Regions from separate parts of the Homo sapiens genome. Here all the other regions are linked to region 1. The links are chromatin loops, found by intact Hi-C in ENCODE. Cell type or tissue: heart right ventricle. All regions are shown on one strand. Links, peaks and the distances in the headings refer to the core of each region. The heading gives the core; the rest is flanking DNA.

Region 1 (8,424 bases), core at 280-8,279:
CTTCTTTTCATTTTATTGACACACTCTCAGACTTGCAATGACAGTTGACCTAGTTTCCTTACCTTTTATTTCTCTTGACTCCAGTAGTCTAATCTATATTCTGCTGACAGATTAGTCTTCCCATTTTATAGCCATGATCATATAATTCCCATACTCAAACCATTTACAGACTCAAACTAATTAACTATATGAGTCAATATTTCTCATCCTGGTATTCAATATCTCCTGAGGCTATATTCCAATCTTATTTCTCAGTACTTAACTATGCCCAAATTGTGACCTCTTTATGTTTCTAGACTAGAATATACCAATGTTTCAATGTATCTACTCAATAAATTCCCTTCCTCTAGAACCTCTTGATTTTCAAGCTTCAAAGCTTATAATAATTTCCACTTTTATATGTAGCCGTTTCAGATGTCCTTACATCCAAAACCAGGCTAGTTGTAAATTTTCTATGTCATTCTTTATTTACCTCTTAAAGCCTACAATATAGCCAAATTGATAATAACTTCCCTCATCTTCCTCTCTCCCCCACTTCTACGGTGAGGGTTAACTTTTATTAAGTTCTATAAACTTACGATATTTAGCATGGAGTCTGCTGATAGTGTGTTTAATCTTTCTTTTTCATGAAATTGAATGTTCAATCACTAACAAAGGAATTTCTCCAAGCAATTAAATCCTTCTTCATATACCAATAAAGAAAATGGTGTTTGTCCCTGTCTGAGAATGCCTACAACATTTTAATATTTCCCAAGTTAAGGCAAATTTCAAAAAGCAAGTGGCACTTGATGAGTAAGTGCATATTGTTTCCTTCTTCTTGGAGGAATCTCTCTTCATTAACTTCTCTCAGCCCTGAAAGTCAAAAGCTCATCCATACATCTAGATTTAAACGCCAGGGTAGGGGTCTGTTCAGTTTTAAATACAATTTAGAAAACCTTAAGAAAGAATGGCAGTTCCGTTTCAGAAACCTTCCATACACATTTCAATAGAACAGCTTTCCAAATTGGAGACTGAAAAAATATTATACCACCAACCAAGTAATAAAAAGTAACTCACTGACTGTGATGTAGAAAGATTCCCTTGATTTTCACAAACAGCATGAAAGACTGTATTGTAGTTATTTAAATCTGAGACTGACAAAAACATCAGAAGAAAAGAAAAGTAGTCAATTTATCTAAAAGATAATTATTTAGGAATAAATTACTACGCAAAAGAGCATGGATCTGCTTGACAGCTTGTGAATTTAAGGCAGATGAAATGCCTCCCTCCTCACCCCCAAGAATCAACTTTGCTGATGAAATATGTTAATCATTCCTAAGTTTGAGGAACATGTAAAACTCTGAAATCAAATGTGTATCTGGAACTAGGGGTTAAGGAAAAATAAAGGTACTCAGTCAGCTTAGGAAATGCTTTCTTCCCTGTGCCCAATCTGCAAAAACAAACAAACAAACAAACAAACAAAAAAACAGGCAGAACCAGGTACAACAAAATCATACATGTAGATGGGAAATTATCTTCCAATCCTTTCATGCTCCACTCAAATGGTCAATTTATACTCTTGAGCATAGCCTCCTCTCTAAGACAAATGGAGTAGGTTTGGTTTGTTTGTTTGTTTACAGATACTGGCCTTCAGTTAACAAGTAGACTTGTTGGCTGACTTGAAGGAGATAGTTATTATGTAACTATTGTCTCTGCTCAAATGGAAATTATCCTACAGGGGTTAACAGTTCATTAGAAAGAAGAACTGTTAACAGGTTGAGCTCATTACCAGTGAGCAAAAGGAGGTTTGTATTTTCCCAAAATGACCATAACAGAAAAACCTGCCAGTACATCTCTGGATTGTCCTTCATCTTCATGTCTTTCTTAAGGCCAGGTATTGCAGGCTACTTCTATTGATGCTATTCCACTTTACTTTCGGAAGAACGAATGATCTATTCAGAGTTTAACAATGCCGGCAAAGTATTGCACTCGTCGATGCTTGCAGACCTGGAGCAGCGAGCAGGCTAAGCCAGACTTTCAGACTTTATACTAATCTGACACATCTAATTGTGAGCAATATTTTCCATGGGATTGAGATTCCTATCAATCTTCCCCAAGCAGACCGAAGTTACTTATAAGCTAATGCAATAATTTCTGTGGTACCACATAAATGTTCTTTATTTTAAAAAATCAGATTCTAGTAACTCTTCTAAGTGAAATTTTCTGGCCTTGATACCAGCTGCAACTTAACCGCAGAAACTCCAAGATGCATGATGAGCAAATGTGCGTGAATTTGAAGTGTTTTTGAATTTGTACTAAATTTACATAGATATTTACATAGAAATGACTGATAAAATGTTGTTCAGGGAGGGATGTACTTATTTTCTTCCGACATTATCACTGTAAATTAAGATTTTGTAGGCAGTAATCTTTTAAATTGAGAATGAGCAAAATAAAATTAGAAATGAATGTTTTTGTTTTTTTCCCCCCAAGACCCCTCAGAGTCTGAATCAGTCTTTCCCAATTGTGTTCTTTTATGGTAGTTTGTTCTTCAATTTTCACACTTATTAAATCTATTTTATATTAAAATCACATGCTTATTTCTCCCAGTAGTACTTCTACCACTTTGGGCAAGGACGTCTTACTTGTTTTTATATTCCTTGCAGTACAGGGTAGGAACCTAATAAATATTGATTAAATTTAACAGTTTATTTTCAATCACTCAGGAAGGGTTAAAAGTCAAATGTAAATCGTTCTTGAAATTGTCCATTGATATACTCAAGGCTTATGAAGATACAAACCTATTTTTTATCTGAGTTTCTTAACCAGAAGTCAATAGGTAGGATTTTTATGTTTATAAATTCCTGAAATGTTATGCAAAATGTATGTATATGTTTAGATATGTGCATATTTCTTCAGCAAAAATCTATAGACTGTAATCAAATGAATCTCTCTCTATTCACCCTACCTCAAAATATTAGGACTCACTTCCCTAGGCAGCTTTACTCAACTCCTCAATTTATCAGAGCTGAAAAATAGTTGGGAAAAATACAGGCTAACATCTGCAATATAATGTCTCCGATTACAGCCTTTCACCCACACATGCCAATCTTATTATTTCTGAGCTATGTCTGCAAAGAATACATTTTTGAGAGAGAGTACATTTTTAACCAGCATTCTATTCCCAGATTTTTATACTCTAAAGAGGCCATTGTATATTTCCAGTACTTTGTGATTTCATCGAACATGCTTTCAGGCTGCTGTACCCGCAAACATTTCCCTTCAGTAGAAACAAATACCGTCTCTCTCAAGCCTTCTCCACGCACTCCAAGTCAACATCCAAACACTCAACTCATCAAAGGAATTGCTGCATCTAAGTGTCAGGGGAAGATCCCTGAAAGTAAACTGAGGCTGAGTCACCTACTAGTGATTTCCAATCCGTACCACCAGAGGAATAAGAGACAAAAATACCTGTGCTGTTACTGCTGCAAATACTGGGCAGAAGAAAAAGAATGGTCACTTGAAGCAGTTCCATGGTGCCCGTAGATGGTGTCAATATCTTCTTTCTCCAGAAGCAGGCAGGGACAATTCCCTCCCAGCCTGGCAGGGCCTTATTAGCAAATGGAAAAGGTGTAGTGAATGTGAATAGCCACTGCCCATTCCTACTTATTTTGGGGGCTCTGATAAAGAACGGGAGGAAATACACACACTCCCTTTGGGAGTTCAGCAGAGAGGAGATTTATTGTTTCAGTCCCTTACAGGAACTCTTTTTTTTTCTCTCTCTTCCTTTGGCAGCCACTTGTGTTTTTGTTACTACATTATTTTGTTCTTCTTCAACAGAAAGGTCGGGACTGGTTTTGAACAGAAACAGATCCTTCTTGAGAATGGATCATAGGGCCTTCTAACTTTTGTTTTGAAAGTGCATTCTGAAGTGGTTATAAAGGGGCCTCATTTAGCAGCTACTCAGTTGGGATAAAGAGGCTTTCACTGCCCGAGGGTTAAATTTTAGAGCAAAATCCATCAGGAATCAACTTAACTTTTCTCTTTCCAACTTGAAAGCCAGATTAGAGAAGGCCACCTTTTGGATATAAGTGAAAAATTGTATTAAATAGATTATGCTCTGCTCTTGAGTAAGCAAAAAGACTTCCAAAGGGTGTACAGAGAAGTTTTTCAGTCTTTTTTAATAGAATTAAGCAAAGACATGTGAATGTCTATTGGTCACTCCTGGTTTTTACTAAAGAACTTTGATGATGAATAAGGAACAATTACTTATAACACCTCATGAATGCTCTTCTTTAGGGGACAGGGTTGGAATGGCAGTGGGTGAAATGCCATCACACATCAGTGAAGCTGGGAGAGGTTGACTCTTTAAGACTGGAATGCCAACCAGGCTGGATAATCTATATAGCAGGGGTCACGTTGATGTCAGTTGTGACTGATTAAAACGTGGTGATAACACTGCCATAGTCCTGGGTACAAGCCCCGTGTGTGCCAATGACATTATATTTTTCTTCAGCCACAGGCTTCATGTCTCATTTTAGCTGATCATCCTTTTACGTACCTTTACTCATGAGGCTTTACTGGACAACATTGTCAATGAATCGGTGTAGATTCATTTTCCCCACAAAAAAAACAAACAAACAAAAAAACAAAAACTGTTCAAAAATTATACCTTTACCTGTTTGCAAGAAGGGCACACAGTTTCACTGCTGCACCATGCTGGAAAATACTTCATACAAAACGAGTTAGACTGAGTCAACTGCTCAAAACACTTAAAAACGTTAGCTTGTTTTATCCAACGTTATACCAGGGGTCAGAAGAGCTAAGTTTCTATTTTGTGCATAAGATTGCATTTTACCCTCTTCTAATTGATTTTCTAAAACAGACTGCCTTTGGCGTTGTTACTTTATTTGGCATATCCTGGAGAATATAAAGATAGGAACATATGTGAATAGATGTCACATGCACTTTCCATAAATAAATTGGGGTGTGGCCATGTGAAATCACAGTCGAACCCTCACATTGCCTCACTTCCTGCTCCTTCTGTACTCAAGTTGTCAGTACTCAGAGTCACCACTGATGCTGGTCACAATAATTTCTTCAGGGATTCCATGGCATTTGGACTCCTCAGCACTAAGTGCTATGCATTTCCATTTAGTACACTAGATACCTATTCTAAGAATGCTTGACAGTAGAATATTAAGGCTACTTAAAAGACAAAGGGCCTGTTGATGAAAAACAAAAACTAAGAAACATCTTAAAATGCTAGCCAAAAAAAATTTAGAATATAAGAACAGAAAAGAAAAAAAAAAAAGGAGTAATAATGAGGGGAGGGGTCAGCCTTGCTTTACTAAATCAGAAGATATTTTTAAGGTAAAATATTTAATTAAAACAGCAATGATTGCCAGAGGAGACAAACAGATCAGTGGCATAGAATAGAAAGTACAGACACAGAAATATTTATATTTGTTTCTATCTACATAAATATACACGCAGATATATTTACAGATATGTGTTTGCATATGCATGCTTGTGTGTATATGCATGTATATATAGAGAGAGAGATTAAATATAGGTGAGTTTAACATGTAGTGACTGTGATGAATAGGGTATATATTTACTGTGGGATTTTTTTGACAATGTGTTAACCATCTAAGAAAATTTTAAAATTAAGTGTCTGTTTTACTTAAAATACCAAATCTTACATGTTAATCTTATATGTTAAAGGTTTAAGTTTAAAATACAAAGCACAAAATTCTAGGAGAGAATATGGGCTACTATATATAATTGAGGTAAAGGGGACATTTTATGCATGACACTAAAGGCAAAGCACATAAAAGAAAGACTTCATACATTTGCTTACACAAAAATTAAAAGATTTTTGGCATAACATACCATGAATTTAAAAGGCAAATAAAAAATTTTGTAACAGTACATGATAAGTTATCTTAAAAAATAACTTCTGATCTAAAAAGCAATGACTCTACAACTGAAAAACGGCAAAAAAATGTCTCGCAAGAAATGGAGGGCCAGTAAAATCCAAAACTGTATTCATCACACCAGAGACCAAAGAAACGAATATCCCAACATCGCAACAACGTGTTTTGCCTTTTATATATAATTAGGTATAGTTTATGACAGTACTCATTTTTGATAAATGTTCAAATAAAGTAACTATCTTATTCTTGGGGTATGACCTTTCTGAGATGTGACTAGGCAATATACATCAAAACTGTTAAAGAACCACACTCTGAGCTTGCAAAATTATATGTTTAGGAACTTATTCTAAAAATGAAGATATTCATTGAAGTCCATGTAATTACAAAAATTTGTCAAAACATTAATTATTGAGGAAGAATATTGTTCTGCCACAAAATACTAATTAGATAACTTTTCATAGATGTGGAAATATATTCATGACACTTTGTTGCATGTATATATGCATATATATGCATATGCTTATCATTTATATATGTGAATGTACATGTATATATGTATATACATGTAAATGTGTATATATGTATATACATGTATATGTGTGTATATGTAAATACACATATACATACATACACATACAGAGCAAGAGAGAGTAAGATACAAAATGTTAATATTGCTTATCTTCTGAAATGAATTATGGGTAGTTTCTGTCACATTTTTAAATTTTCCATGAAAAGATCTTCCAGATTAAACACATATTGTTTTTACCTCTTAACAACAAAAACATTTCTCTTGACCTGATACATTTTGTTTAATTTAATGTTTTGAGTGTATATTTATACATATATTTATTAAACATTTTGTATTCTAACCTGCTGGAATGTTTTCATTATTAGGAAGTGTATAATTTAAAAGCACTTTAATAGAAGAAAATATGTGAAGAGAACTGAACCACTCTAACCTGAGAGATGAAAACATGTCTTTGCTCTTTAATTTGTTGTTGTTGTTGTTTGTTTCTTTTTCACAATTCATCTTCCGAATTGCTTGCTGAAAGAAAAAGTAGCTGCTAGGAGGTCATGCAAGAGCAATCTCATAATTCTTTCCAAATGCATATCAAGGCCTGTCATTGACATCTTTGACACTGAAGAAATTGTATAATGAAGACTCCAACACTCATGATTTATGTTAGCTTATGTGGCACTGAAAAGATTTATTCAGATAGCACCATTACTAGGGCCCCAAATTAAACTCCCTTTCCATACTTGCCTTCTTCCTCTTAGCCAGCTCATTACCCTGAATAAAATTATCTAAAATGAGAGGAAAGCCAAGAAGTAATTTCATGAACTGGCAAAGAGCATGATCTTGAGTTCAAATCCTGTCTCTGCCTTAGTTTTATGTGACTTACTGAGCTATTTGGCCCCTCTATGCTGAGCTATTTGGCCTCTCCATGCTTAGCTTCCCCACAGAAAAATAGGATAAACATCATGCCAACTTTCTAATGTGGTTTAGAGGACTAAGTGAGATTCCAGAAAGTCTTCTAAAAGTACATATTAAAACAAAACAAAACAAAAAACAGAAAAAAACCTACTAACCTTAAACTTCTAGAATCTTTCAGTTGTTAGGATTTTATATAAACCATCATATTCTAGAGTGATTAAGAAATGTCCTAAGAAATATTCAGATGATGAGAGTCCCAAAATATTGGTTTAAACTGATTATACAGAATCCCAACTCTTATTATCAGGAATTTGTTCTATGCTCTACTTCAAGGTACTTTAAATATCAAGTGCTTTCTTCAATGGAGATGCAATCAAACAGCTTATTTTTGTTACTTGCCTATTTGAAATGGGAATTGGGTGATCTCCTAAAGATTAGTGGGAACAGAGCTGAAACCAAAGAGATATTTAGAGCCCATGATTGTGGAGATATTAAGTCTCCCTTCCTCAGGGCCAAAATGGATAATGAACATCAACAGTGGGAGGGCCCAGCCATTTGGCCAAACTTATGCCAGTAAAATCACTATCTTTCTCACCTACCACATTCCTATTAATCAACTCCCAGTGACCCAGGTCCAATGGTATTTTGTTATTGCTTATGTGAAAAGAAAGCATCATAGCAAATTGATTCTTGAAGTTTCTCAAGAGCTTATCTCTCACATTCTCCAACTGTCCATCCCAGTTTTACTCCTCAGCATGTAAAGATGATTCTCATACCTCACATCAACTCCCTAACCTTGAATAAGTCTCTTGATATATAAGGACATGAATACAGGGAAATTATAAAACCACAGTGGCTCAGAGATGAGACATACGAAAAGTTAATTTAGTACGAATTTGTCCTAACACAGGAACACCCCTGCAAATGCTGAGTGAGCCTCCATGCTAACAGATGAAATGATTGAGGCTCATTACTCTGTCAGGCAGTCCATTGTCCTACTGGACAACTCTCTTTTTTAAAAAGTCCAAGTACCATTCTTTCATACTCATCTGCCTTAAGAAGCTCTGGAAA
Region 2 (8,424 bases), core at 336-8,335, 140 kb after region 1:
TTATAATATAAAAAGGATACATAAAAAATAATACTCAGCTTAAGATACAAACATCTGTCATGGAGGGTGGAAAGAAACTTGTACACTAAGCGTTTACATTTCTTATAGGGGTAAGGTACAAATAAAATAATAAGGATTAACGGCTTAACTATTTCCAGGGCCAAAAGACTTGAGAAAGCTTTGCTGCATTTGCATTGGTCTGTGGATGGCTAGGCTTTTCACTCTGTAAATGAGAAAAAGCAATTTTCACTTTTCTCACCAGTTTCATGCCATCATCTCATTCCAGAAGAATTGCCTCTTGGGGAAACTAGTGATTAACTTGGGATTCTGGGAATTTGCTTTACTAGATTGTAGAAATCATGTAACTTCAATATTTGTCTCAGGATCTATACAAAAAGAATAAGAAATTAGAAACAAATAAAGAGCTGGGATTATAATGGTGGTTTAAAAAAATGCTGTTACAGACAAATCCTTCAGTTTTAAAAACCTTGTTAAGAGTTCTCTTGCATTCCCTACTTGCTTAAAAAGTAATTGCTGCCCATATTCTCTCATGTTTGAGTTCTAGAAGTAAACTTTAAAATATTACTTAATACCTATATGTTACTTTGAAACTAACATGACTACAAACAGCACCCCAACTCCCAAATTGAAATGCCTAAGGAACCTGCAGTTAATCAATCTGTGACCTTTTGGATACACTGTGACCTTGGGATGTCATCTGATCCTTTGTTCTCTATCTTCTGCTTTTGATGAAGGCAGAGCGGCCATGTGTCTGCAAAGTTATTTATTAGAGACAAGAGGAATGCATATCAGGATGTATTCATAAACTTTTTTGATCTCTTTGGAAGATGACACAAATAGAAATATCATTAAATTTGCATTTATAATCAAAATCCAAAAGGATTTGGAAGATGATTACTTTATAAGCAAATGTAAAAAGAAAAGACAACTAAGAAATGCTTGCAAAAGTAAAGCATTCCCTGATGAAGTACTCTGAGGTTGAATGTCATTCATATTTTAATTAAAGAACCAAACATGTCTTCTGAAATTCAACTGCCTAAGCTAGGTTTTACTTCATGAAAAGATTATAGGACACTTGGCAATTAGAGGTTGTGGGTAAAGGGAAGTCAAGTCTGATTCCCTTTCCTGCCTCTGTGATGACAAGTCTTTTCCTTGGAGAGTCAGCTTGTCTTCACAAAGAAAAGACTCTACCTGGTAAGATCTTTTGATAGTTGGAATGGTTCTTTAATGCCCTAAATCTCCAGCCAGAAGATCTCACCAACATCCCATTAGTAGGTTGGTGAGCACTGATCCCATATGCTCTATTTTCTTTTACAATTAAATATAATTTCTCTTTTACATATGAGTATTTAATGATGATTGTTATATATTATTTGTCACTATCTTTTAATTAATCATCTAATTACTTTCACTGTGAAGAGGCATTCACAATCTTCTGATCTTAATTTGGTTTCACAAACAAACGTTTCAACCAGAGAGAATGCATAATACAATAACATAAATGTGGCTGTTGTATTCTTCCTTATAAGTTGGAAAGATTTGCCAGCCTGCTTATCAATAAATAAGATTTGTTACCAAGGTTGGGGTGGACCTGAGACTGCAGGTGATTGTAAAGGACTCAGTTCCCAGGGTTGACAGTCCTGAAGGAAAGAAACCAAATGGGCCATTACAGAGATATGAATTATTTTCTTTCATTCTTGTTTCTAAACCCAAACTAGCAGGCCTAACAAATCAAACTGGCAGCAATAACTAGAAGCAAAGTATTAAGAAAAATAAAACATCTGCCATGTTACATGTCACAAAATGGCACGCAGTGGCAGGATTGCAGTCAGGTGAGGTCCTGGAGAGAGCACAGTGCCACTGTGTAGCAGCAGCTTGGCTACTTCTCCTATTCATATTGTGAAACATTAACTTTTTCTTTGTAAAAAGAGAAGTTTGGACACATCAATTTTTCTTTGGAAATGTCAGCTTCCCTTCGCCATTTCCCAATCTTATGTCTTGTGGTTGGTTCCCTGATATGCTTGCAGCTTATCACTCTTTTAATCTGTGAACCTTAGGATACCTGGCTAGCAGTGCACACTGTATAGCATGTGACTACTGTTCTTAAGGCTGGAATTATAGTAATGTCTTTATTGACTTTTTGCCCCTTGGGCAGAGTAATGTATGAGAATCCGAACTCAATTATTGTCTTTCTGGGAGAGAAAAAAATGTAAGAAAAGAGGACTACACAAAATTTAAAAGAATGTTCCAAGAACAAAAATAGTCAAACATGTCACACGTCCATAGCTTATTTTGCATCTAACATGAAAAGTATGGCTTTGCATAGAAAGTAAATCCAAGATTGAATGAAAATTAGAAGACCTAGCTTGTAATCTTTGCATCTGCCACTATTTAAATGAAAATTAGAAGGCTTATCTTGTAATCTCAGCATTTGCCAGTATCTGCATAAGTGACCCAGTGACCCAGGAAAAAGCATCCTTTCTGCATCTAAACTTGTATTTTTTTTTTTTTTTTTAAGAGATGGAGTCTCGCTGTGTTGCCAGGCTGGAGTGCAGTGGTGCAATCTCGGCCCACTGCAAACTCCACCTCCCAGGTTCAAGCGATTCTCCTGCCTCAGCCTCCCGAGTAGTTGGGACTACAGCCGCGCACCACCACGTCCAGCTAATTTTTGTATTTTTAGTAGAGACGGGGTTTCACCATGTTGGCCAGGATGGTCTCGAGCTCTTGACCTTGTGATCTGCCCACCTTGGCCTCCCAAAGTGCTGGGATTACAGGCGTGAGCCACCGCACCTGGCCCTAAACTTGTATATTTCTAAAAGCCAAGCCTGAAGTTTAGTTCTTGGATAATATGCCAAGTCAAGACTTATTTTAAATACATATTCTATATGTAAGATAACATGATAGTATGTTAATATGTACATTAAGATATTCCTCGGCTCTGTCACAATTCCTAGTCCCTCTTTCACTTGGTACATTCGTCTTTTATTTAGGAGAAATCAAAAGCCACAATTTGAAAACTTTAGGATAGAGTTCAGTATGTGATTCAGCTTCTATTATTGATGTAAATACACATCTATACTGTTTTCTGCTCTTTAAAACTCCAAAAATGTCCATAGAACTTAGTGGGGAAAAATTAACAATAACCCCCTTTGCCCTCACAAAATGTAGTCATTAAGTGAGGCACAGTCTTTTATGGATAAGTAAGGAGCTCATTCAGCAGTTCCCTAGCTGAGAAGTTTTTGCTTTAAAGTTCCACATAGAAAATGTGATGTGGTGACTGAACAAAGGCAGATGAATGCAGTGTGAGCCAACACTGGGTTTTACAACATTAAAAAAAATTAGCTTTACCAATTAGTGCATTTGAACTAGGTCCACATACACTGAGTTTTCACTAATATTGTTGAATGTTCTGAAAACAATATTTACTTTGTAAAGAAGTTATAAAACTGCAGAGAGGCTGTAGGTAGTCACATTTTTATCCATTTATCAATTTTCTTGTATTTAATATTTTTGATGCATGCGTAAAAATTTGTGACAGTTAGGTTTTCCTTTGGAACTAGCTATAATACAGAAATGTCAGTTGACTCTTCATCCTTGGTCTGTAAATAAAAATTCTGAGGAAAGAAAAAGTTATCTCCTCCACCTCACAGAATCTGCAGGAATTATAAAAGCCTCTCAGGAAATCTTGATTGTTTTTCTCTCCTTTATACTTATTTCTCTTGAAAATAGAAGGTCCAGGACATGGTTGAAGTGAGTGACTATGTGGAACAGGACATGGGTAGTTTGTGTGGGATCCAGACAAAGCTAGGGTCATTAAAGCCATGTCAGTTTCATTGTTTTTAACTGGAAGACAGAAGTTCAGAGGGTATTTCTAATTCACTCCCGTTTCCAAGTGAATTCAACCTGATTGCTGTATTTGCAGAAATGTTAAATATCTGATTTTAATCCCAAATAAATCATAAATTCCAGAGTGAATACTCCCACAGCAACCTTAGCTCTGCTCTCCCATGCATAAGGATTATTCTAGGCACAGGGTCTTTCATTACAGGGTTATGAAATACAGCATCTCAGTCACTCTGAAAATACTCAGTTACAATGGCAGCCATTTTGAATCTCTATATCTGACTTTAATTGTACACTTTCTTCTATTTGAAAGACAAAAAAATAAGTATCATAAGTTTATTTTCAACACGCATAAAGACTTTTCAACTTAAAGATTTTTTCTCTTTCCTCTTCTTTCTTCTCTATAAATGTAGCCTTTACATGTTTTGGGATAAGATTCCAATTTAAATATAATTAAATTAAGACAAATAAGGACAGAAAATATTTTCTCATTAATTTCTCATTTGTAAATGATTTGAATTGAGAACATACTCAAGAATAGTAAAAAACATAAGAGAGATAATCAGTTTCTAAGTGTATCAATAAAGACTGAATCATCATTTATAGAAAAAGTATTAGAAAAATAATTACAAAAGATTCTGATTTCACTTATATTTTCATCTTCATCATTTCTCTCTGAGACAGAACAAAGGTAGCCTTAATTCAATGAAAGTGATTTATACTCATATCTTAGGCATACTTGTTATTCCATACTTCACCCAACTTTAGTGTGGTGTAACTGGTATGCCATTTGGAGGCAGCAGATCTGAGTAGGACTTCCAGTTAAACTCCTTGATAGTTGCTTATACGTAACCTCTTTCTAACTCAGTGTTTTCATCTGTAAAATGGAATGATGCACTCTTAGTGCTTTGACAAAGGATTTTTGAAATAACAAAAGCATTGAACGCAAGCTTGCATGTAGTAAACATTTAATACATATTATTTTCATTTACCCTTTCCTCTCATGTACGTGTGGTACAATTTTCATCCAAACAATATGTTTGTTTGAGGAAACTACTATAGGCTTTAGAACCATAGATTGATTAAAGTTGCAGCTATACCCTCTCTTTCATAAATTTGTAATCTCCAAATCTTAATTTTTGCATTTGTGAAATGAGAATAGAAATATCTACCTTATAGAATTTTCAGTGATCCACTGTGTAAAGTACGTAGCATAGTCCCTGTCACTTGATAGAGCACCAGTGAATGGTCACTGACACATTTTACTGTCTTAATTTTGTTTTAAAGAAGACAAAGTCAGTATTATCCAAAGCCATGCTAGAAAGAGATTAGTCATGAATGGAGTGTGAGAAATAAAAACAAGCAGATTAGAAATTCAAAAATTGTGATGAAAGTATGTAAATATAATTTTTGATGATAAATGATTGTCATTCATAATGAAAATAGGAACTTTTTCCTAATTTAATAAGATTCTATACTAATTGGAATGTAAAATACATCACATTGCTTTCCGTCACTTGATTTTTCTGTTTTTGAAACAAAAATACACATCATATGCATTCTATTCCTCATTTGTTATTTCTTACTTGAGGGAAATAATTTTTTTCTCTTCAGACCAACTACAAATATGGCAGTGTTTCATAAGAAATTAAAAGTACATAAGGATTTTTGTCTTTATTTATATGAGACTTTAACTTTGACAGCTAGTTTGCAACCTTTTTTTAAATCAGACCAGTTACATATACCTTAAATAGAAATTACATTCTTTTATTTCCTTTTCTCTTGAAGTTTTATGGTAAATCAATTTGACTGTTACATATATATAAGGCAAATAAATCAATAAATTATCCTTATTAATTTGGTATACTTAAAAGTTCTACCAAATGCTTAGAGTGAAATGAAAATTTATTTATTCTAATCTGCCTTCTGGCAACACACATAAGAATGCTCCTTAAAGCCAGCCCAAGGTAGCTGGTTTCAATATTAGAAAAAAAGTAATAGCCAGGAAACACAGAATTAGAACCAAAATGCCATGCCAAGTTGGACCTCTAGGCTATGGTCTATTTGGATCTCACTGGCTGGAGGAAAGGAGCTTCGTCAGATGTTTCTATAAGACTTCAAGGTTAAAGTCACTGGTGACACCTTGATGTTAGAGTTTAGAAAAACATCAGTCCGCAGCACAATTCATTCTATTTATTAAACTTAATAAATATTTCTATCTGCCTTCAGTTTAAACATAAATATTTATTGAGTTTCTTCTCTGGACCAGACATTCTTCTAGGTTTGAGTTAGCAATGAACATAACAGAAAAATATGCGTATATTCATAGAGCTTATATTCCAATAGCAGGAGGCAGATAATACATAAATAAATAAACTGTATGATAATATCTGTTGATAAGAATGGAGAAAATAAATTACAGGGGAGTTCATGGACTGTTAGTGTTAGGGAGTGTTCTAATTTCATATAGAGTGTCCAAAGAAAGCCTCACTGAGAAAGTATCATTTTATCGAATGCCCAGAGGAGGGGAAGAGCAGAGCAGAGCTGCGTGGATATCTGGATGCTGGATGCCATGAAAGTGTTTCCACAATATATTCGCAGCAATCCCCAGTATGTTTGAAGGCCCTGAGTGGAAGCAAGTCCTACATTCAAAGCTCAATAAGGAAGGCAGGATTGTGGGAGCAGAGCAACAGAAAGGCAAAGTGGTGATAAGATAGAGAAATAATGTCAGTTAGTGATTCTGGGCCATTGTAGGGATTCTGGCTTTTATTTAGAGTGAGATGAAGAGCCACTACAGGGTTTTCAGCAGAAGAGTGTCACAACCTGACTTGTATTTTAAAACAATTCATCGGCCTTCTGGGGTCATCTGACTTCTGGGGAACTGTGAGTCTTGTATTTCATTATCATTGCTATTTCATTTCTATTCCTTCTTTTGAATAGTGAGTTGGTTGGGAGGAAGGACTTGAATTAGCTCCACACTGAGTATAAATTCAATGCTTCCACTGGATTTCCAGAGCTCAGTGTTGTAGAAATGACTACACAGAGAGCGAGTAGGAGACTATTTCAAGTGGCTCAGGAGAGATCAAGATGGCTGGGGTCAGGAATGAAGTGGGAAAGGTGGTGATATGGTTTGGATATATTTTGAAAATAAAGTCCCAAGCACATTCTTTCTCAATATCTTATGTCAGCAACTTTATAGAAACTTCACACTCTAAGGAAGTAGAGTTTCCTGGAAAATCTTTATTACTTAATTAAGTAGGGAAAAATACTTTCAAGTGGTCTCCTGAGTCCCTTCTCATTTCACCATCCTTAGCCCTACTGGAATGCCAGGATTCAGCAACTCTTCTGGGTGAGTAGGTGACCAAAAACAATGATCTCTGGTTCCATATTCATTTAGGAATGTTGTACTTGGCACAATGGATTTCCAGTGGCTAAAGGCTTATTTCCTTAGGTCAACATACCATCTGGCAGTTAACAAAGACTTTCTTGATAAGCCTTAAGATATAGGACAAGCCAGAGCAACACTGAGCTCTGGAAATCCAGTGGAAGTGTTGAATTTATACTCAGTGTGGAGCTAATGCAATCCCCTCCTCCCAACCAACTCACTATTCAAAAGAAGGAATAGAAATAAAATAGCAATGACAAAGAAATACAAGACCTACAGTTTCCCAGAAGTCAGAATCACAGAACTTTCTGTTCAAGTACTTCTACAAAAATTAACTTTGCTTGCTAGCAAGAGAAGTTAGGACTTAATACCAAAGAATAAATCTTTATGTGACCTCAGTGATATAATTGCTTTTTCCATTAATGTCTCATGTCAAGTCTGAGATTTCAATAATACTTCATTATGTTTATGTATTCATACCTTGCATCTCCATCCTGATTTTAAATCCCTTCAGAGGAAGTACTGTACCTTGGGATGCTTTTACTCAACAGGTATTCCACAAACGTGTTAACCTAACACATATTTTACACAATTTCTCTGGTTTCTCAGAGGATATTTTGAAGTCAAATATGACAGTGCATACTTTAGAATATTCTGAGACAGCAAAACACAGGTATTTATCATCATGATCAGTGCTATGTTCAAGATCACATCATAAGCGTGAGAACCTTCATTTTCAAGCAGTGTCCATTGTCACCGAATGTTGAAGCCAGTGCAAAATGAAGCCACACTCCACACTGACAATGTTAGGCACAAGTGATGTAAAGATAACAAAAAAAATCAACCGTGGGTCAAACATTGTGCTCATCATGTCAGATGCATTAACCCACTTAATATCAGAGTTTCTAATAATATAACTAACATCATCCATTTTTACTATGTGCAAACATGTTTTTAAGTGTTTTACAAGTATAAAGAAGTCTTTCCCCAGTTTTATAAATGAGGAACAAAGAATTTGACATTAAGAACCTAAGCAAAGATTTCTATCCAGGTCATTCTGGTGCTAAAGTGTATGTTCTTAACCAGCACACAATGAACTTAGATAACAACATAAATATAACTAAACATGTGTGTTTGTGTGTGTAGATGGATTTATAGACACTTTTCTATTGTTC
Region 3 (8,424 bases), core at 336-8,335, 73 kb after region 1:
AGGTCACCATATATAATCTGAATGAGACAACAAAATTTACTTCATTATTGGATGCAATGAAAGTAAGAGAGCAGTCAAAGAGGAAGCCACAATAATTAAAAGTGACAAAATTTCAGAAAGAGAAAAAGATAACATGAGAAATGAGTGAAGGATTTAAATGGCTTTATATTTCTGGTGTCCCAGCAATGTTAATTTCCCTCTTTTTCCTTAACATTTTTATCCTGGTGAAATCTGATAAAAACTAAGTTTTTAAGTCAGCATTGATGCTGGAGGTTTGAGAAGGGGAGCATAGAAAAGCTGTATTACAATATGGAGCCCAAGTGGAAAGGTAAAGGGACCTTAGGAAATTTTTTGTTTTTGTTTTTTCTCATTCTCTAATTCTCTGGCTGATTGCCAGAATGACTGACAAACCAGCAGCTTTTGGGGAGGAAATGGTGGGGTTGGAGGGGAAGAAGAAAGGTAAAAGCAAGAAGGAAGAGAAAGAGAGGAGAGAATTGGAGGAGTCCTTTAAGGAATTCATCATATTCAAGGCCAGGTAGCCTGAAGCAGATTTTTAGATGTACTGAAGTAATCAGCCTTTGAGTTCTTTGGATCCTCTGTGGCACATTATTTATGACTGAGTTCTTTGTGTGTAGTTATTTTTAATGACTTTGTTCCCAATCTAAGCCCTTGGTACCTTTGTGCCAGCACAGCCCCTGTGAAAATTGACCACTTTGTTCTGTTTATAAAGGACTACAGATTTACAGATGCTGAAAATAAAACTCACAGAGTCCATAATGTAGACATTCTTGGTCTTCTGTCTTACCTTATTCTACATTTAAAATGTTTTCCCAGCCACAGTCATAATAATGGTTTATTGCATAGCCCAAAGATAGAGGCCCCAGAGCATTCACTCCCTTAACGCAATTAAAGACAGTAGTTTGGACCTTCTCTCCTTGCTACTCTCATCTCTCCTGGTAGGACAGAGAAATGATTCTGCTTTATGTAAATATTATGGATGTGCATTCTGTCTCTGTATCTCAGGGTTTGAAATTTCCCACTTTAGAAGACATTTACCACTTTCCTTTGCTTCTCCCAAACATAAAACAAATCTCAAAGAATAAAGGAAAGCGAGTTGATACACCATAATACGCAGTTGCAGTATCATTAAATTGCATACACATAGTCACACTCAGAGAGAACTGGGACGCCAGCTTCTAATTTGTTATCAAATAAACATTGTCTCCAGTTGTTTTCCAGAGGTTAGGGTGTAACTTCAGTAACTGAAGAGGGGAATAAACAAAGTTAGCATCAAGTTATAGTCTGATGCAACCTTAAAGTCTGCATTTTAAGGTCTGGGTGAGCTCATCTGTCATGAGGCCTAAAATAAACAAGTGTCCAAGATGGAAACAATGGTGTAGTTAAAATCATCCACATAAGTGAGTCAAGCACCCAAAATGCCTTCTGCCGGGGACAAAGCAAAATTCTGAGGGCAGAATCTGATGATTGTCCCTTTAAGACATTAAGATATTTAAATTACCACAGGAACGCAACACACATCGTTTTATTCTACTTGTCAAATGTTGTAAAATAATCACGTTGATAAAATATGAAACTATTGGGTTGTCCACGTTCTGAGTTATAAGACTTTACAATACCAGGGACTTTATAATATCAGAAGATTTAGGTTTTTCAAAAATCCAAATGGTTATGAAATGGAGAGAGGGATTGAAATAAAGGATTATTTCTCTGAATGGACTGCAACAGATCAAAGGACAAGATCAAGGCTAAAGAGCAAATATCAAGGAGTTTAACAACTGACATTCTTCTCCATCTCAATAAATGACCAGAAACTTGGAGTCATCGTTGACTCTGCTCTTTGTCTCCTATTTTATATCTAAGTAAGTCACAAATTCCAGCAGCACTGCCACCACCCTGGTCCAAGTGTCAGTCATTGTCCTGCGAGTTTTGCTATGGTTGTAGCTTATAAATTGTTCTACCTTCATCCCACACTTACCCCTCTGTAGTCTATTTTCAACCAGGCAAGTGGAGTGATACTGTTGGAATTTAAGCTAAACTCTATCGATGACTACCCATGTCTCTTAGAATGAAATCCAAATTCTTTACAGTAACCTGAAAAACCCTACTTCATCAGGCCTTCTCTACTTGTATGATGTCTTCCCTGACCCCACTGCACCTAACTGCTTCTTGCTCACTTCATTGCAACAACATTGGCCTCCTTGTACTTCACACCTGCTGAACATGCTTCAGCCTCAGGACATTTGAATTTGCTAACCCTTCTGCCTGAAATACTCTTCCCTTAGATATCTGAAAAGTTTTCTTCCTCATCTATTTATGCGTCTTTGGTTTAAAATTTTACTTTAAAAAGTAAAACATTTCATGACCACCCTATTTAAAACTAGTTTCTTCCCTCACTCCCAGGATTCCCTGGCCCCTACCGTTCTTTATCTTCTACTATAGTAGTCGTTATCTCTTACAAACTACATATTTTATTTGTTCTAATTTTTTTTAATCTGCTTTCTTCCACTAGGGATGTTTGTTTCTTTTTGTATGGCCATTTTCCAGAGTAATTAGAATAGCAGGGCAAGGCAGGTAGGGCCTCAAGAAATAGTCATTAAAATGTTAAAAAGACTTTCAAACAATGCTAATTGTGCTACTTATAAAACCAGCCCTGCTTTAGTCCCTATGGATATTTAAAAACAAACAAACAAACAAACAAAAAAACAGATCTGAAGATTCCCAGGAGAACGCAGACCATGCTTGCAGCTCTGGGACAATGATGACTTATAACAAAAAAGGGAAGAGGAAATTCTGAGGAAACTGGCCATCCAGAGAGGTTTGGTGTACTCAGTGCACTGGGGACATCAATTTGGGAGCAAATATTTAGGAAGGAAAAAAACCATTTTAAAAAATGGTTTACCAGAAATTAACCAACAGCATTTTCCTAAATTCATTAAAGTTTCAACAGTAATGTCCATATTTCCAAGTCACAATGACATTCGATGTAATGGAAAAAACACATCTGGCATTAAAAAATATTAGTGTTAATGATATGAATTTATTCATATTCAAAATTTGGGGTTAAAAAACCAGGCTTACTTGCTTCCAGACTAACTCTTTGTGACTCCACTGTGACTTTATTTAGGCCCTGGATTAGTGAGACCATTCTAATTTCTCAAACCTTGACTAGGATTAAAATTTCCATGGTACAAAGAAATGACTTGGTTAAAAGAGAAAAAACTTTCCTTCTTCTTATTTTGAATAGAGAATGCGTAGTGCACTGAAGACCTTCAGCGATGGTTGTGTGTTATCTGAAAGCTGATCCCAATGGACTTTGACAATGCACACTGGTGTCCACCATTCACTTTCAACTGGACACGTCTCTATCCTCAGGCTTGCTCTTCTGAGGAGGTGGAGAGAATCTTAAGTGAGAACTGTAAAGGAAAACTTCTAGGTAATAAATAGCTTCAGTAGAGAATAACATGAATGATTCTACTCAGGATCATCTCAAAGGCTGAAATGAGTCACTTTACATTTGAAGATATTACAACAACATCAGATGCACAGAGGATTCCTTTTCCTTTTTAACAATATCAAGTTGAGTCTCATGGCTCACTGGAGAAGCTGAATCACAAAAATGACATAGAAGCTCATGGCCAGTATCTTAAAGAGGCATACAAAATTGCTCATCCTGTTATTTTCTGAGAGAAAATATCTTACTTCTTCAAAACATGCAGGTGGTGGAAGAGCGTATCTAAGGGAGCCAAATCAGATAGGAGCATTTCAGAAACCCACACGGAATCCATGTGGTACCAAAAGTTCTCAGGAGTTAGCAGCATCCACATGTCATTGCATTTTTTTACTCTCCTTGATAAATTTGATGTCATAAAGTGATAGTTTCAGTCTTAGTCCCTTCTGTTAAAAAGGAATCAATGATTAAAAGCCAAATTGTTTCTATTGTAAATAGTAGCATTTCTTGCAACTCCTAGCCACCTTTACTGCCAAAAATAAAATATACATTGTAAGAGCTAAGAGGACTAATTCTTTTATATTGTTGCTTCTCTTAATAAGAAATCCTTTTGGTTTCAACTGTGTAACTGCAACATTGGTCCTCTCACATTTTCCTCAGTTGCTCAAGTTGCCAAGTGCATGGAATATCCTGTTTTTTCAATTAAACTTACCACTGCTTTTCATTTTATCCCCTCTGAGCTTCATAAGCTTCTTTGGGTACCATGCAATGGAGTTCAGAGGCCAGCTTAAAAAAATTAAAAAAACCCAACAATCTGCTTTGCAAAGCTGAGTAAATATGCATAAACACGTTCACACTACCTGTATCTGAAAGAGTTAAGAGCTCCTGAACAGTACTTCAAGGTCAGCAGTTTGCTTTCATCCGTTTCCAGCACTTTGCATAGCTGGCAGCCCTCCATCCTTTGGAGAGTAGAGGGACAGCAGAGTGCACAAGACTTACAGTCTCAGCCAGAATTTCCATAATCACATCAACAGATGGAATAATAATCACTGCTGAAGTTGCTGCACAATCTTTCTGATCCAAGGAAACTTCCTTCTGATTCAATTCAAAATTATTTCTGCTGGCAACTTAGACATAGGCATTCTTATTTTCTGGAAATGTTACAAGTTAAGGTGATTTTAAGGTAACTGAACAGTATAAGCCCTGCATTTGAATATAGTACTGTGGAGGGAGCCACATGTGTGCAGGGAGGTTGAGCAAAGGCTGGGCATTTCCGAGTGCTACATGGGACGTGACATTTCTTTGGTGACTTGCAGCAGTGACTGTGAGGTCTGCCACTCTGCGACATTATGTCCTGGCCGCCTGGGCTCTATCTCCACGGTTGGGATTCTAGTCATGACTGCTTGAAGCTGTCCTTCCCCATTCTCTATATAGCAGGTTAATTCTATTCTTGATTATTCCATGGGGAAAAATCAGTTATATTGAAGAGAATTTTAGATCAACACAATTAGAATCATACTTTCTAGAATCTGGTATGTTAGGGTACTTAATGTTGATTTCTAGACAACAGCTGTGACTCTACCTAAGCTCTGAATCTGCACCGTATGAAAGTGTGACAAAGTTAAGATACCCATAAATATGATGAACAACACCTCTATTGTGTAGATTTTAAAGTTGTTTTGAGGTTTAAGGCTTTATTACATCAAGAATTATCTGAGAGTATCTCGAACTAGACATTGATTTCTCGAATTAATTCTTCTAATTATTCATCAGTGGAGAATCGTTTACCAATATAATGTCCAGGTCACATATGTGGTCAATTTGAATAACCATGAGAGTATAATATAAACATGGATCTGTCTTCACTTGAGAATTCATAAAAAGTGCCACAGTAATTATGTCTGTGTGACATAATCTACTAAAAAAATAATGAAAATGGTAGGAAAAAAATACATTACTTCAGGAGAAAAACAAAATTTTAAAAAGAAATTGGCTTATTTTTGAGTGGCTTTCTCTCACTTCAACTTAGTTATTTCTTGTTTGATTTTTTTTCATTTTGTTCTTTTTTATTGCGATCTCCTATATGTTAAGCACTATTCCAGACACTAAGGATAATTTAAGAGTCTGTCTTTCTCTCCGGACATCCTAAGGTCGCTTAGAGTTTTCATCCCTTACATAGCTTCAGCCGAAATCTACAAGTCTCTGAAATCTATATTTTCAGTAGCAACTTCTCTTCCAAGCTTCAAACCAATATTACATACTTTGAAGGAGGTAGGGGAGGATGTCTAAAGTTACCAATAAAATGCATGATGCCCAATAATTTATCCTGCAAGAAATACTAAAACAGGTTCATTGCTTATCTGCCATTTAAATTTAACTAGGCTTCTTGTGTTTTAATTTGCTGATTTTGGAAACCCTGGGGATGGGGGTCAAGATACATTTTGTTCTTTTGTGTTTTGATCTCTGCATTTCCCATTCTCCTGATTCTGAGCAGTAATCAAGCTCTAAGAACTTCCTTATCTTATGGATTTGTACAGAGCAGAAAGCCTACACTGTAACTTGATGAAAAGAGTGTGCTCCTTGTTTAAAGAGAGGAGGAGAGAAAAAAAAAAATTAAAAGGAGACTGACCTACAGGAAGGATTTCCCCTAGATGAAGAGTGGTCAGAGATTGGCAGATTTTACATTTATCAGGGGCCAGGACATTGCTTGGAAACAGAGCAGGGCAATGGCAAGACTTTGAACAGGATGGTTTGGAGGAATGGTGCACCTAAGGAGGTAGTATCCATGCCACCAAGGTTCCCAGCCTCAGCATCAACTCACATGCTTGACCAATAATACAGAAGCAGTGAAAACATCAGACTTGAAGGTACTGCGTGCATTGCAACAAGGAATGATTCAGTGAAAACAAGTGTTGGCTGGTGAATTGCTGGGTTTTCATTAATGCTTTGGGATCAAATAATATCACAGAACATTTGCACCAGGGAAACCTAGATTATAGACTGTGATTGAATTTCCTTCTATGCAAAGAAGTACGAGTCTTATAATGTAATGCAAGTTGATTTAGAGGGAAAAATGAAGTGGGATATTTCTTCCATACTTCATCTGTGAAATCAAATTTAGAACCTTTTCTGTGGCAGACAATGATGGTTACTTACTCAAAAACCTCCTTGTTCTCCAAATTTATCTTTGCTGTGTCCTTATCAGTGATAAGAAGGTATCCCGACCCAAGCCACTGGGACCTGGAAATTTTTCTTTTTCTAATTAAAGAAAAAAAAATTATGTGGAAAAGAAACTATCATTTTGCCTTTGGACTTGGTTGTTAGGGTATGCCCCCTGAATTTGTGACAATCATCTTTTGATTATGAGGAAACAAGTATAAGAAAAAAAGACAATCTTCAGGAAGAGAAAATGGAGAGATGAACAGAATTCAAAGTTGTTATGATATCACTGAATTACTCATTAGTTAACTCTGCTACTTTCCTGCTTCAGAACTTTTTATGAGATAATAAATTTTTAAGACACATTTAGTGGGCTATTTCATAGTTTGCATCTACAAGAATCCAAAATGATACATTGTTACCATCACAGATTGGGTTTCCAGAAGCAAATGCTGAGACACAGTTTAAGTGCATTGTGTTTACTAGGGACGAACAGCTGCAGAAAGGATGGGGAAGAAGTACAACTGGGCAAAGGAAGAAGTGGAAGTGGCAGGGAGCTCTGTAGCAAGTGTTGCTTACTAGATGTTGTGCAACAGGTCATGATGGCTAGAACTTTATACCCCTGCCATGCTCAGTCACTGGGGGCAGGCTGCTCTGGTAGAGATGTGACCTCAAGCAAAGGATTTATCTGAATCTAAGGCAGATCTGATGGGCAAGATAGCAGGACGCTGGCTTCTGACCACATGTTCTGCAGCTAAACAGCAAGCCCTTCCTTGAAGTCTGATCTGGGTATCTTTGTGTTCACATCAGCTATATGCATACATGCGTATGTATTCACATACATAAATACATATATATACACACACACACCTACCAAATGTATCGTTACTCTGACATTCAAATACCTCAGATTCAATGGGATCAAAATTAAAAGATGGTTCCACTCATGAAGATAATTTAGGATTGACCTCTCAAATCATCGTCATGTCTTTCCTCCTTGCCTTCACCCATCAATGACTATTACTAAGCCTAGTAATATCTTACTTCAGTCCTCATTTTTACTCATTCACATTGATGTTAGGGAAATCCAAGCCTCATTATGCTTCAAGTAAGGCTAAAGTCATTGAGTTTCCTAACCTTAAATTTGATTTCCTAAACACTATTATTAACTTGTGTTTCATATAGCAACAGTCTGGTTGTGCCGTTACTCCTCTTAAAAACCCTCTATAACCCTATTTTGTCTATTAAGTCGCAGCAACCTTTATTGGTTTTTCATCCAACAAAAACCTCAAGATCCTGCTTCTAACTTATTCATTTATTTTAAGACAATGAGTTGATTAGTAATTCTAATGGAAGTCATTCTATTTCTTGCCTTTCTGCCTTTCTTTCAGCCATGCCAGTCTGGAAATCTTTCTTTACTCTCATTTGTGCTTTCTAAAATTTTATCAAATAGAAGTATGACCCACTAAACCCACCAGTCAGTAAGCCACACCAAGACATACTGGTTGAATGTTTGTCCTAACTTTAGTATATCACATAGTCTGCCTTTTATTATGTTTTCAAGGCTGACTTGCCCAGTAAGCACACTAAATAGCTGCTTAAGGCACCAGAAAATCAGGACAGAGCAGATTGAGTTTGTATGTCACTATGATCTATATACTTGTTCTGCATGTAGGCCAGAAAGTGTCGTAGCACCAGCACAAACTGTTCCATCATGACTGTAAATCTGGGACTCAATTGGCAACTTCTTTCTCACATTGATTTTAAATATATATCATGTGTTTCTCACTTTATGC

What was found. A loop is a pair of places that touch in the nucleus more often than their neighbours do. Peaks named below come from ENCODE experiments on the same cell type or tissue, not always from the same donor. Only the 100,000 strongest peaks of a DNase experiment are listed, where the experiment ranks them.
Region 2: it touches region 1 in a loop (2.4-fold over the local background); 13 of 110 quality-filtered maps call a loop at or near these places.
Region 3: a loop joins it to region 1, with 3.0 times the contacts of the local background. A loop is called at or near these places in 4 of 110 quality-filtered maps.

The regions. Positions count from the first base shown.
Region 1 is chr4:100,514,401-100,522,824 of GRCh38, forward strand. It overlaps EMCN (endomucin), which reads right to left and starts at 3,622. Exons shown (of 12, transcript NM_016242.4): 1 at 3,451-3,622. The coding sequence starts at 3,514. In heart right ventricle, for the core only: no CTCF peak of the experiment used is centred there; a DNase peak (open chromatin) is centred at 3,577; H3K4me3 peaks cover 4,425 bases; H3K27ac peaks cover 5,286 bases.
Region 2 is chr4:100,650,066-100,658,489 of GRCh38, forward strand. No RefSeq gene overlaps it. Among named protein-coding and RNA genes, the nearest start is that of LINC01216, 21 kb to the right of the region's middle. In heart right ventricle, for the core only: no CTCF peak of the experiment used is centred there; no DNase peak of the experiment used is centred there; H3K27ac peaks cover 1,014 bases.
Region 3 is chr4:100,586,941-100,595,364 of GRCh38, forward strand. No RefSeq gene overlaps it. Among named protein-coding and RNA genes, the nearest start is that of EMCN, 73 kb to the left of the region's middle. In heart right ventricle, for the core only: no CTCF peak of the experiment used is centred there; a DNase peak (open chromatin) is centred at 4,411.